2 separate regions of the Mus musculus genome follow, and region 2 is linked to region 1. Evidence: chromatin loops called from intact Hi-C (ENCODE). Cell type or tissue: gastrocnemius. All regions are shown on one strand. Links, peaks and the distances in the headings refer to the core of each region. The heading gives the core; the rest is flanking DNA. Region 1 overlaps Asap2 (ArfGAP with SH3 domain, ankyrin repeat and PH domain 2). Region 2 has its middle 36 kb from the start of Asap2.

Evidence for each region. A loop is a pair of places that touch in the nucleus more often than their neighbours do. Peaks named below come from ENCODE experiments on the same cell type or tissue, not always from the same donor. Only the 100,000 strongest peaks of a DNase experiment are listed, where the experiment ranks them.
Region 2: a loop joins it to region 1, with 4 times the contacts of the local background. A loop is called at or near these places in 17 of 42 quality-filtered maps.

What each region holds. Positions count from the first base shown.
Region 1 is chr12:21,264,465-21,269,828 of GRCm38, reverse strand. Asap2 (ArfGAP with SH3 domain, ankyrin repeat and PH domain 2) reads right to left here. Exons shown (of 29, transcript NM_001135192.1): 26 at 4,649-4,698; 27 at 4,296-4,366; 28 at 3,819-3,941; 29 at 1-2,111. The coding sequence ends at 2,037. Itgb1bp1 (integrin beta 1 binding protein 1) reads left to right here. Exons shown (of 7, transcript NM_008403.5): 7 at 1-27. Among named protein-coding and RNA genes, the nearest start is that of Gm40855, 16 kb to the right of the region's middle. In gastrocnemius, for the core only: a CTCF peak has its summit at 3,100 (motif pointing right); DNase peaks (open chromatin) are centred at 1,541 and 3,111; H3K27ac peaks cover 1,584 bases.
Region 2 is chr12:21,073,412-21,078,787 of GRCm38, reverse strand. No RefSeq gene overlaps it. Among named protein-coding and RNA genes, the nearest start is that of Asap2, 36 kb to the left of the region's middle. In gastrocnemius, for the core only: a CTCF peak has its summit at 2,846 (motif pointing left); a DNase peak (open chromatin) is centred at 2,841.

The sequences.
Region 1 (5,364 bases), core at 1-5,000:
ACTTTAAATATAAATAGATATCTACAATGCTTTCCTTTCAGTTGCTTTCTCTTCTCAGTTTGCAAAGAGCGAGTAACAGGAAGGACAATTAAGGAGGGAAGTCAATAGAACTTCTCTTCTGGTAAAAAGGACTACCCATTACTGCACAATAGTGCCACCAAATTAGAGAGCGGAAAAATATTTCCTAGGTATTTATGTACCAGTGAACCTGATAGATTAGCTTGGGACTGGAGTTAAAATGTTGACATAAATCAACTAGATTCCTCAGAGAGCTGGCACCAGGTACCTAAGACCGATGATACAGATGCGTGTGGGGGTGGGGGTGGGGGTGGGGGAGGCACTGTAAAAGGTATTGGGAAGTGCAATGTGCAAAACGCATCTGTTCACGCTCTTAAGTCTACGAGAAAAGTGATGAGAAGGGCTAAAGGGACAGAAATTAACAAGTAGTGAAAAACAGATGTAGTGTTGGGGGAGCAGAGAGAGAGAGAGAGAGAGAGAGAGAGAGAGAGAGAGAGAGAGAGAGAGAGAGAGAGAGAGAGAGAGATCAATTACAGATCTAACACATTTTCACCCAGAATCTGAAAGACAGGAAGCAATCACTATATAGCATCCTAAGACATTCCAGTTTGTCCTGTTTTCCTTGAAAGAAACAAAGAGAGAGCTCTGAGCTTGTAAGAGCCTTGCACAAAGAGCATAAAGAAGGGGCTGCTTCGATCAAGTGTGCCACTTCCGGCAGCAACATCGCCTCACTGTCAAGCTTAACCCTCAATCCATTCCTTTTGCTCAAACTCCAGCTTTCGTTCAGGCCTTATGCTTGCCTCTTTCATTTCCCATATCCTAACCACGGCTCTTACCTGTGCTTAATGTTATTAAGTAGAGGTATGACAGTCAAGTTCATGAAACTAATGAGTTTTGATTTTTATCATATACAACCTAGTTCCCCTCCCCCACCCCACATAGTGTAAGTTTAGGAGTGATGCGATGGGCTTACATAGTGTAACTGGGATGTTTGGGGGCACTGGGCTCCCCAAGGTCTACAGATTTCTGATATGTTCTTGACTACAAACAATTGGATAGGCTAAGTTTCAAGACAGTGTAGCTACCATTCCTTTTGGAGAATCCTATTAAGACAAGAACTAAGCTGAGCGGGTGTCCTCAGGAGCTGGGAGGGGAGGGCAGGAGCACGCACCAGGACACGGAAGAATGTGCTTACTGTGGCCCGCACCACATATTCTACCTGTGTGACGGGATGCTGAACGAGGCAAATCCTCAAACCCCCAGGCATGCGAGCTAGTTTAAAGAGCTGCTCTGCAATCCATCATCCTTAGTTTTTAACCAAATTCAGGATCTGCAGCTTAAACTACCTGGTGTAGAACAGCCTGCTGTTAGCTGTGTTGTAATAACCCATCAGTAGTGTGCTAGGTATGACTGTTCACAACATGGGTCCTACAAACATGCGGGAGATCATGGCAGCTGCCACCTCACAGATGGGGAAAAGTACAAGGCTAACGTATAAATTGCCAAGTTGCTTTAAATAGACACTGGCTGAGTTTCAAAGGAATACATGTCTTTAAAGGTGAATGGATGGCATTGGTGGACAAGGTCCAGGGTAGGGCGACAGACCTGGAAGCAGTATGGTGCTGGCTTGCTAAGCTGACTGTGCTAAACAAGATAACCAATGTCGGAATTGGGCTAAGGAAAACTAAGAATCCCCCAAATTTGTTTAAGCTGTTTTTAGGCTCAGCTACTCCTGGAAATACAGGATCCTGGGTATACAGTTAAATAGCTTCTCACCGCCCCCTTAAGGAAATTGCTTTTCCTAGTAAAAGTATAACAATGTTTTGTAAAAACCACAACTTATTAAAACAACAACCTGCTTATATATAAAACTCGACTCTGAGTTTTCAGAACAGGACAGTATCATGAAAAGATGGGCTGCCGTATAACACAGTCCGTGAGACTGGCTATGGCTAGCCTTGGTACCAGTAACAAAACGGAACATAACGGTTAAACAAAGGCTTTTGTTCAGTGGCAGTTTAGTCAGCAATAAAGTGCACAAACGATACGGGAAACGCTCCTTTGCGGCTGGGCTCTCCATCGATGTGGCCGATCTGAAATGAGCAAGTTTGGGTTACAAGTGTTACAAACATGAAGGGGCAACACAGCATCTGTTCAGAGGAATCTCTTCCGCTAAAGAATGATAGAAAAACCGCCCGGCTGTCCTTTCTTTTTCCTTCCTGTCTGTGCTTGCTAGAGCTCCTGCCTCCTCCCACAAGCCTCGCATACCCTCAGATGGCTCCAGGTGAACACAGATGTTGCCCCTGGGCCCCAGCAATATGGAAGACAACAGGGAAGTCATCTGGCCCACTCTCCACTTAGTATATGAATAAAGAAACTATACTCAAAGTCATATACTTGGAGAAAGTATGATGTGTCTCCATATTTTATCAGGCATTTGTAGAAAGGCTTAAAAACATGCAGTCTGGGTAATAACAATTATAGCCACGTACAATCTCAGCCATGTTTATGATATTGGCAAACTCTAAAGGAAAATTGCCAAAGTGTGCTTTTTTTTTTTTTTTTTTTAAAAACAGCACTGAGAACTGTGGGTCCTCAGGAAGGGTGGGCCCTCTAGTTACGGCTAACATTCACTTCTTTTGCACCTGTCTGAATTTTTTGTACTTTTGGAAATAGATACTTTACACATGGCTAAGCCTGTGTGTCAGGTCAGTGTCTCCTTCATAAGGTAGTATGTAACATGGTGTGATTCCATGCCTGCTTCCAACTGATGGGTATTGATCTGTGTTTATGCTGAGGGGCAAGACCAGGTTCTCAGACAGTGCTGGATTCTCACCAGGCCCGGCCATGTGCAGGAACTTAGCATGTAGAGGAGTTGGGAGTTTGGTAGCTATGGCCCTTAATGGGCCTGTGCTGAGGGAGGCTGATCACAGAGCGGGTGGGGGGGTGGGGGTGGGGGACTTGCAGGGGGGGCAGTTACAGATCAGGTCAAACTCCCTGCAACTGTCAAGCAAAGTCCTCTCCAAGTCCTGAGGTACCTTTTGAAATACTTGTCTATGCAGCAGGGCCACGAGTGGCCACTGGGTGGCAGACCCTGCCAAGTGCTTTCTGTGTATACCCCATTCCACTGGTTAATTCCTGAACCCCACCCCGCCTTGTCTCATCACTGCTGCTTCTCATGGCGTCTTTGCCACAGTGCTGTGGACAACTTCCTCGCAGAAATGATGTCACCCAGGTCTATAGACCCCAAGCACCTGCTGCCAAGGTCCTCAGCTTGTAAGGGGTTGAGTCTGAGTTGCAAGGGCTTCTGGGAGAAGCCCAGTGTCCATGCCACTCTTATACTACCTGGATGCTGAGCAGCATAAAGCTTTTGTCGGGATCAAAAAGACATGAGGACTCCGCCCTGGAGCCCAGCTCTCTGGATGCCTTGCTCCATAAATTGGCAGTGAAAATCTAGGGCCCCAAGGCTCTTGGTTCAGGTCAAGCGTGTTATGAAAATGTAGCCTAAGTGGTCTACCCATCATTATAGTGAGGTGTTCACCTGAGGGACAGATCAGGCCCACTCAGAAGAAGGTGCCCACACAGGAGACACCAGAGATGAGGAAGGCACTGCTCATCAGACTGGTAGCAGCACCAGATCCAGATTGCTTAGGCTGAGAGCTTCCACTGTTCACAGGCCCCGTCGCCCCACCCTGACTTGTGCACAGACACACCCCATGGCCCCACCCTGACTTGTGCACAGGCCCCCATGGCCCCACCTTGACTTGCGCACAGGCCCCTGTGACCCCACCCCGACTCACCCACCACTCCTGATCCTCTTCCCCATCCACAATGATCACGTCGCCCTCAGAGAAAGTCAGCTCGTCTGGGTTGTCAGCCACGCAGTTGTAGAGTGCTTTCACTCGCTTGGGCTTTGACTTGGTCTACATCAGAAAAGGAAGTGTGAAGGCTAGGGTTGTAGGAAGCCAAGTTCTTAGCCAGAGAACAGGCCTCATGCTTTCTGCTTGCCTCATGAGCCATGTGCCTAGGCTCGGAAACCCACAGAGGTCAAGCAAGTGGGGCTGGCTGGGTGTAGCAGGAGCCTGGGCAGAGGCAGGAAATGAAACACCTGGGGTCTGGTGCTCATGGGGATGATGAGCAGAGGGCCAAGCTGGCCAGCTCCCCAGATCATGAAACAGCACCAGAAAGAAGCTCCCAGCCCTCCTCCAAGGAGCAACAGAGCCCGGCTGCCTCGGAGCCCTCTGACTAGTAGCAGGATAGCAGGCTTGTGCACTTACCGCCTGTGACTTCCTAGGCATGGGTGCTGGGGGCTGCAGGGCCATGGCGTTGGACAGAGGACCCGAAGCTTCTGTGCAGAGAGATCCACTGCGTTAGGGCCATGACAAAGCAACTTTATAGAACACCCCATCCCTATCCATCCACTTTAACTGTAAGACAATGTAAGAATCACAAGGTTATATCTGAAAGCAGGACTCTCCACAAGTTTGGTGGTTTCAAGAGAAAAGACCTGTATAAGGCAGTGAACTTCTTTATACCTGACCAGCTAGCTACCTAAAATCCATACCCCCCAACCCCAACTCCACCCCACCCCATCCCTGCAGGATCAACCTGTTCCAAGTTAAATAATTACCAGGTCCTCTCGGCTGTCCTTTGTTGGTCAGCGGGGTTGGCTTGTCAGTCCTACCAGGAAAGAAATACAGATTTATTGATCACTGAGGCCACGTGCTCTGACCTTAATCCCCTTAATGATAAAGGGACCTGCCATCAGTGCTTAAATTTGTGCTTGCTGTATCCCATCACATGTGCCTACTCCCCACTCTTGAAAAAAGGAAAGGTGTGGAGCCAAGTACTAGGTCCTGATCCTAGCCCAGGGCAGAAGCTAAGCACACATTCATCGTCTGCGTACTCTGGCCCCAGCCTGAGCCGCCATCATCATGAGAAAGGGAGGGGCTGAAGCTTAACCACAGGCCTGGGTGGCTCTGCCAGGGTCTGTGCTGGCACCACAAATCAGTGCCTCCTACACCTCTGAGCTCCGTGGTGCCTGCCCTGGGAACCAATGTTGTGGTCAAGGGGCAGAGCACAAGCCTATAGTCATGCCATGGAGACAAACAAGTGCTTCTTACAGTGGGCAGAGGGGGCTCTATCAACTGAGACCTGCCACTGGTATATATGCAGAGAGGTGGGACACTAGCTTTGTTCCTTCTCTAAAGGGAGCAGGGCCTGTGAAGGCCAAGAGAGAGGCTTTCCTCTCAGTTGCCTAGCCAGGCTGGTGGGACCTAGCAGAAAGTAAGACAAACAACTGGGCAGGCAAGCCTTGGGAGGGGCTGAGGAAGCAGGGAGGCAGCC
Region 2 (5,376 bases), core at 192-5,191, 190 kb after region 1:
TATTCCCTTTCAAGCTCCCACAAGACAGCTCATTATGTCCCTACTACTTGATGGCTCTATAAAAATACATTTTATACATTTATTATTATTGCAAGATGTGTGACAGAATCCCTGTCTGCTGTTTGTTTTTTGTCTACTTGACACAAGCTAGAGTCTTCTTGAGAAGAGGGAACTTCAACAGAAAAAATGCCTCTATCAGACTGCCTATAAGCAAGATCATTGAGTATGTTCTTGGTTTCAATTGATGTGATGCTGGGGGATATAAAAAAGCAAACTGAGCAACCCAGGGGGAGCAAGCCAGGATGCAGTCCACAAACCCCCAGGTTCCTGCCTTGTGTTGGTGGCCTGACTTCCCTTCCAGATGGCCCATAAACTGTAAGCTGAAATAAACACTCTGTCCTCACATTGTTTTTTTTTTTCCAGTGTTTTATCACACTAACAGAAAAGTAACTAAGATAGAAACTGTAGTTGGTACCAGAAGCAGGGTATTGTTAAGAGCTGGTCCCGTGTTTTGGGAAGGATTGTGGAAGGAGTTTGAAACACTGGGATAGAAAAGCTACTGGGGCCCGGCGTGGTGGCGCACACCTTTAATCCCAGCACCCGGGAGGCAGAGGCAGCAGATTTCTGAGTTCGAGGCCAGGCTGGTCTACAAAGTGAGTTCCAGGACAGCCAGGGCTATACAGAGAAACCCTGTCTCTAAACAAACAAACAAACAAACAAACACCAAAAAAAAAAAAAAAGAAAAAGAAAAGAAAAGCTACTGGGTACATAATGGGGCTTACTGCGCTGTTATGTGGGACCTGTTATGTGAGGTGGAGAATGGTCCTGGGCTGGGACCATTCACTGATTGAGCTGGATAACATGTACTGCTGCTTCGCATGGCTGTCACACCAGAACTCTGAGGCTGGGTCTCCTCTCCCTGTTTAATGTTTCTATGTTTTGCCTTAGGAAATAAATGGCTGCTCCAGGCTTGCACTGAAGGGTAAGACCAGGGCTCTCAAGCTTCAACTCCCAAACCACATTTGTCCACAGGTTCAATTAAGCTTGGTAATAAGCCTTTTTATCCACTAAAGACATCCTGCCAGGCCTCATGAATATTCTTCAGCATTCTACTCAACTGATCTTAGCTCACATCAGGGCTGGGAGTCATGTGTCTTAGTGTGAAAATCTGTGTTGACTGTGTTCACTCCGGAAGGAAGATTAGAGAAGTAAGGGACTGGGGAGCAGTGCTCCTGAGTTAGAAGGAAGGAAACAGCCAGGTAGGGCACCTGAGGAGGGACATGGGGGTGGGCCTCTCTTTGCATTCCTGTGCCTGAGCCCCAGGTTCAAACAGGAGCCAGGGAGAGCTATTTAGTTTCCCACTAGGTGGATCTGACTCGGCTTACAGAGTTTATTACATCCTCAGGCACAGGGAACTGTCAACAGTTTTTCCTTGTTTGACAGAGACAGATTCAGTCTGGATACTCAAATCAGTGATCAGAGAGAGTCCTTGTAGCCTGGAAGAAACTTGTGATTTGGACCTTAGAAAAGGTGGCTAGATAGACCGGACAGACAACTGGACAGATAGAAGATGTCAGCCGTACCACAGACACACATTCTGGCATTCTGACATGCTACATCCACTCCAGTAGTGACCAGCCCAATAGGTCCTGAAAACCTGGGCGCTATCCTGAGGCGAAAAGTTCACGGAAACTAGGTCTCCTTGAACTGTAGTTTCCTGTATAAAGAATGCTCCAATGCCCTTGCTTTAGTTGATAAACGGATCTGTGTGCTTTCCCTTAATATTGCTTTATTACAAGTGCTCCTAAGGATTGATATTTTGACATATAACTAAGTTAGATTCTAGGCAGTCCTTGATCAGACCTTGCTAAGTCACTGCCCTTCTCAGAAATTTACCATTATCTGGGAAGAAGGAAATTTGTGACCTAAAGAGGAACCAGAGTAGATACTTAGAACTATAGGTAGCTGAGTTACACCCATACACAAACAAGTATTTACAATGGCCTAGGGGAAGGTGGACTACACAGTAGACTAGAGTAGGATCTATGGCAAGGGCATGAAGCCCTTGCCCCTGGCTTCTAAGATTAAGTGGACCTTAGTGGGAGCTGTCTTTGATCCCAGTTGTTAACAATGAGTTTTACCCCAGTTGGTTCCTGCCAGTTCTTCCGTGTTTGTATTCCTCTGTTTTGCGTAAGAATCCAGTAACCTCTTTGTACCTTGCTTTGTGTGTCACCCAACTCCCCTATTTTCTTCTGTATAAAACGTTTGATGCTCGATTTGACAAATTACATTCAGATCCACACTCCCTTGTGTTGAGTCTGTCTGTCAATTCCTGTCAACTCATTGCCCACCTGTATCAGAGACTCATTCTACGCAGATAAGGGACCAAGAGGGTCTGCGGTACTGACATCCATCGATATTTAGTCTGTGGTGAGTTGCTGGGTGAGTTGCAACACCCTGTAGGGGTTCCAGCTTGCTTACCTGTAAAACAAAATGGATTCTCTTAGGTGTTTGATAGGGGGTGTGCTGGTTAGTGGTTTTGTCAGCTTAACATTAGAGTCATCTAAGAAGCGAGAACTTGAATTGAGAAAATGCCTCTATCAGATGGCCTGTAGGCAAGTCTATGAGACATTCTATTGATTAATGATTGATGTGTGGGAACGCCCAGTCACTGTGATTAGTGGGACTGGTGTGTATAAAAAATACTATCTGAGGAGATGGAGAGATGGCTCAGTGGTTAACACTGGCTGCTCTTCTAGAGGACCTGGTTTCAACTTCCAGAATCCCCATGGTGGCTCACGACCATTTGTTGACCCAGTTTCAGGGAATCTGGAGCCCTCTCGTGGCTGCTTTGAACATAGCATGTACATCTTATGCAGACAAGCAATAAGTAAATACATACATACATACGCTAAAAATAAATAGTCTCTAAAAAAAGCAAGCTGAGCACATTGTGAGGAGCAAGACCATAAGCAGCCCTCCTCCATGGTCTCTGCTTCAATTCCTGCCTCTTGGTCCCTGGCCTGCTTGAGTTTCTGCCTTCTTTTCATTCATAATGGACTGTGAGCTGCCAAATGAAATGAAATCATTCCTCCCCAAGTTGCTTCTGATCATAGCGTTTAACACAGCAATAGGAAGCAAAGTAGTTCAGTGAGTTAGATGTTGCTTTTATTGGCATTTGGGGACCATGAAGAGCTGTGTTCAGCTAATACTGGAGGGAGGTTATCCTCCGTGGATCCACACATGACTGTATGGGTGTCAGGGAGATCAGCAATAACTCGAGGAGGTGGGGAGCAGATGAACAGAGATGGTTTAGTTTTATCGTGAATCAACTGAAAAATGTCTTGCATTGGCAGGGCTTTACTCCCGGCACCTCAGGGGACTGGGCCCTAAAGACAGAAAGTTAAGTCTAACCTGAAAATGAAAGAACCTAAAGAAAACTAAATAAACTAAGAAAACTAAAGAATGCACCTGAGCATGCAGATAAAAGACAAGCTTTTTCAGCCAGGCTGTGGTGATGGTTGTGGCTGCCCTCTCACCTTTATTCCCAGTACTTGGAGTGTGGGGAAGAGGCAGACATATCTCTGAGTTCAAGTCCAGTCTGGTCTACAGAGCAAGTTTCAAGACAGCCAGGGCTACACAGAAAAACCCTGTCTTGAAAAACCAAAATCCAACTAACTAACCAAACACACAACCAAAAAAACAAACACAAAGACTACAACAAGAAATCCAGACAAACATACAAAAACCAACAAGCTCTCCAGGACAAGAGAGATGGATCAATGAAAGTCCTTGTTTTTCTTACAGAGGACCCAGGTTTGATTCCCAGCACCTGCTCACAACCATGGTAACTCCAGTTCCAGATGAGCCGGGTGGGTGTGTGTATACACATGAATTCAATTGAGTGCAGTGCCCATGGTAGGTAAAGAGTTGGTTGGTTTCCTGGAGCTGGGCTTACACTTGGTTGGGAGCTACCTGATGGGGGTGTTGGGAACTGAACTCCCGTCCTCTGGAAGAGCATCAAATGCTGTTAACCACTGAGCCATCTCTCTAGCCCCTTCTCTTTGTTTTTAATCAAATAAACTCCATAGTGAACTATCATTGCTTATCTGTCAAAATGGTTAAAATAAAAACAGTGACACACTAAACACTGGCAAAGGTTCACAGTGACTGAATTTCTCATAAATTGTGGGTGTGGATATACAATGTCCCAGCCACCTGTAATGGCAACTTTTGGTTGTCAACTTGACTTCATCTGGAATGAAGTAAAACCCAAGCTGCTGGGAACACCTATGAGAACTCTTTTTCTTTTGAAGTGGGAAGTCCCACTTTTAATCCAGGTTTTCCAAGGTGGGAAGACTAACCTGTAATCTAGATTCTTTGAGGTGGGAAGGTCCACCTTTAATCTGGCTGTGCCTTCCCGTGACAGCCTATAGAAAGAACATGGAAAAGGGAAGCTCTTTTGCTCTTTGCCTGCTTGCCCTTGCTCTCACTGGCAAGCTCATTCATTCACTGGCATTGGAGTCTATGTCCTCAGGATTCCAGTGTCTACTGAAGACCAGCCGAGAGGCCCATCGTCATGAACTGAAAAACTACTAGATTCCTGGACCAGTAGACAGCCATTGTTGGACTAACTAGACCACAGCCTGGAAGACACTCTAATAAATCCCCCTTTTATGTCTCTGTATAGGTTCGCTATCTGTTCAGTTCTCCTAATTCACCTTCCTAGAAAACAGTTCAGCTGTTTTGTAAGAAACAAAACATAGCACACTGTGGGCACTGAAAGAACCTAGTGGGGAAACCCCCCTCAATTCCTGATTCAGCATGCACCCAAGAATCACGAACAGAACAGAATGCCTTGATGTAAAAACACGAGGTAGTTTAATGGCGGAGCTCCATGTCAAAACATATCTCACGCAGGAGACAGTGGGCTGGGGCTGGGGGAGGAATTGGCATGGTTTCACATGATTGGTTCATTTAAATATGAGCAGGGAGGAATTGGTGCAGTTTAACATGATTGGTCCATTTAAACATCAGCAGACTGTACATGTAGATAACATTTAACTTAGGTCAGAAGGGCGGGAGATAGGGAGGTTCCTGGCCAGTCCAGCATGTCATTCTCTTTGTCTTTATGGCTAAGCAGCCTCAGGAATGTCTTAACGATGGGCCTGCCCGGGCATGTCCTGGCCTGTTCTGCTATGTTCTCTGCCCCAGGTTTCAAAGCTCACAAACAACTCTTTGGCTATTTGACATAAATTACATGAATCACAGGTCTCAAGTTTTATTTTCTTTCAGGTACTAAAGAGGGGCAAGAGCAGGAGGGGGAAGGGAGGATAGCCCACGTCTGGCCAGAGTTCCTCCTATGCTCTGGGCAGG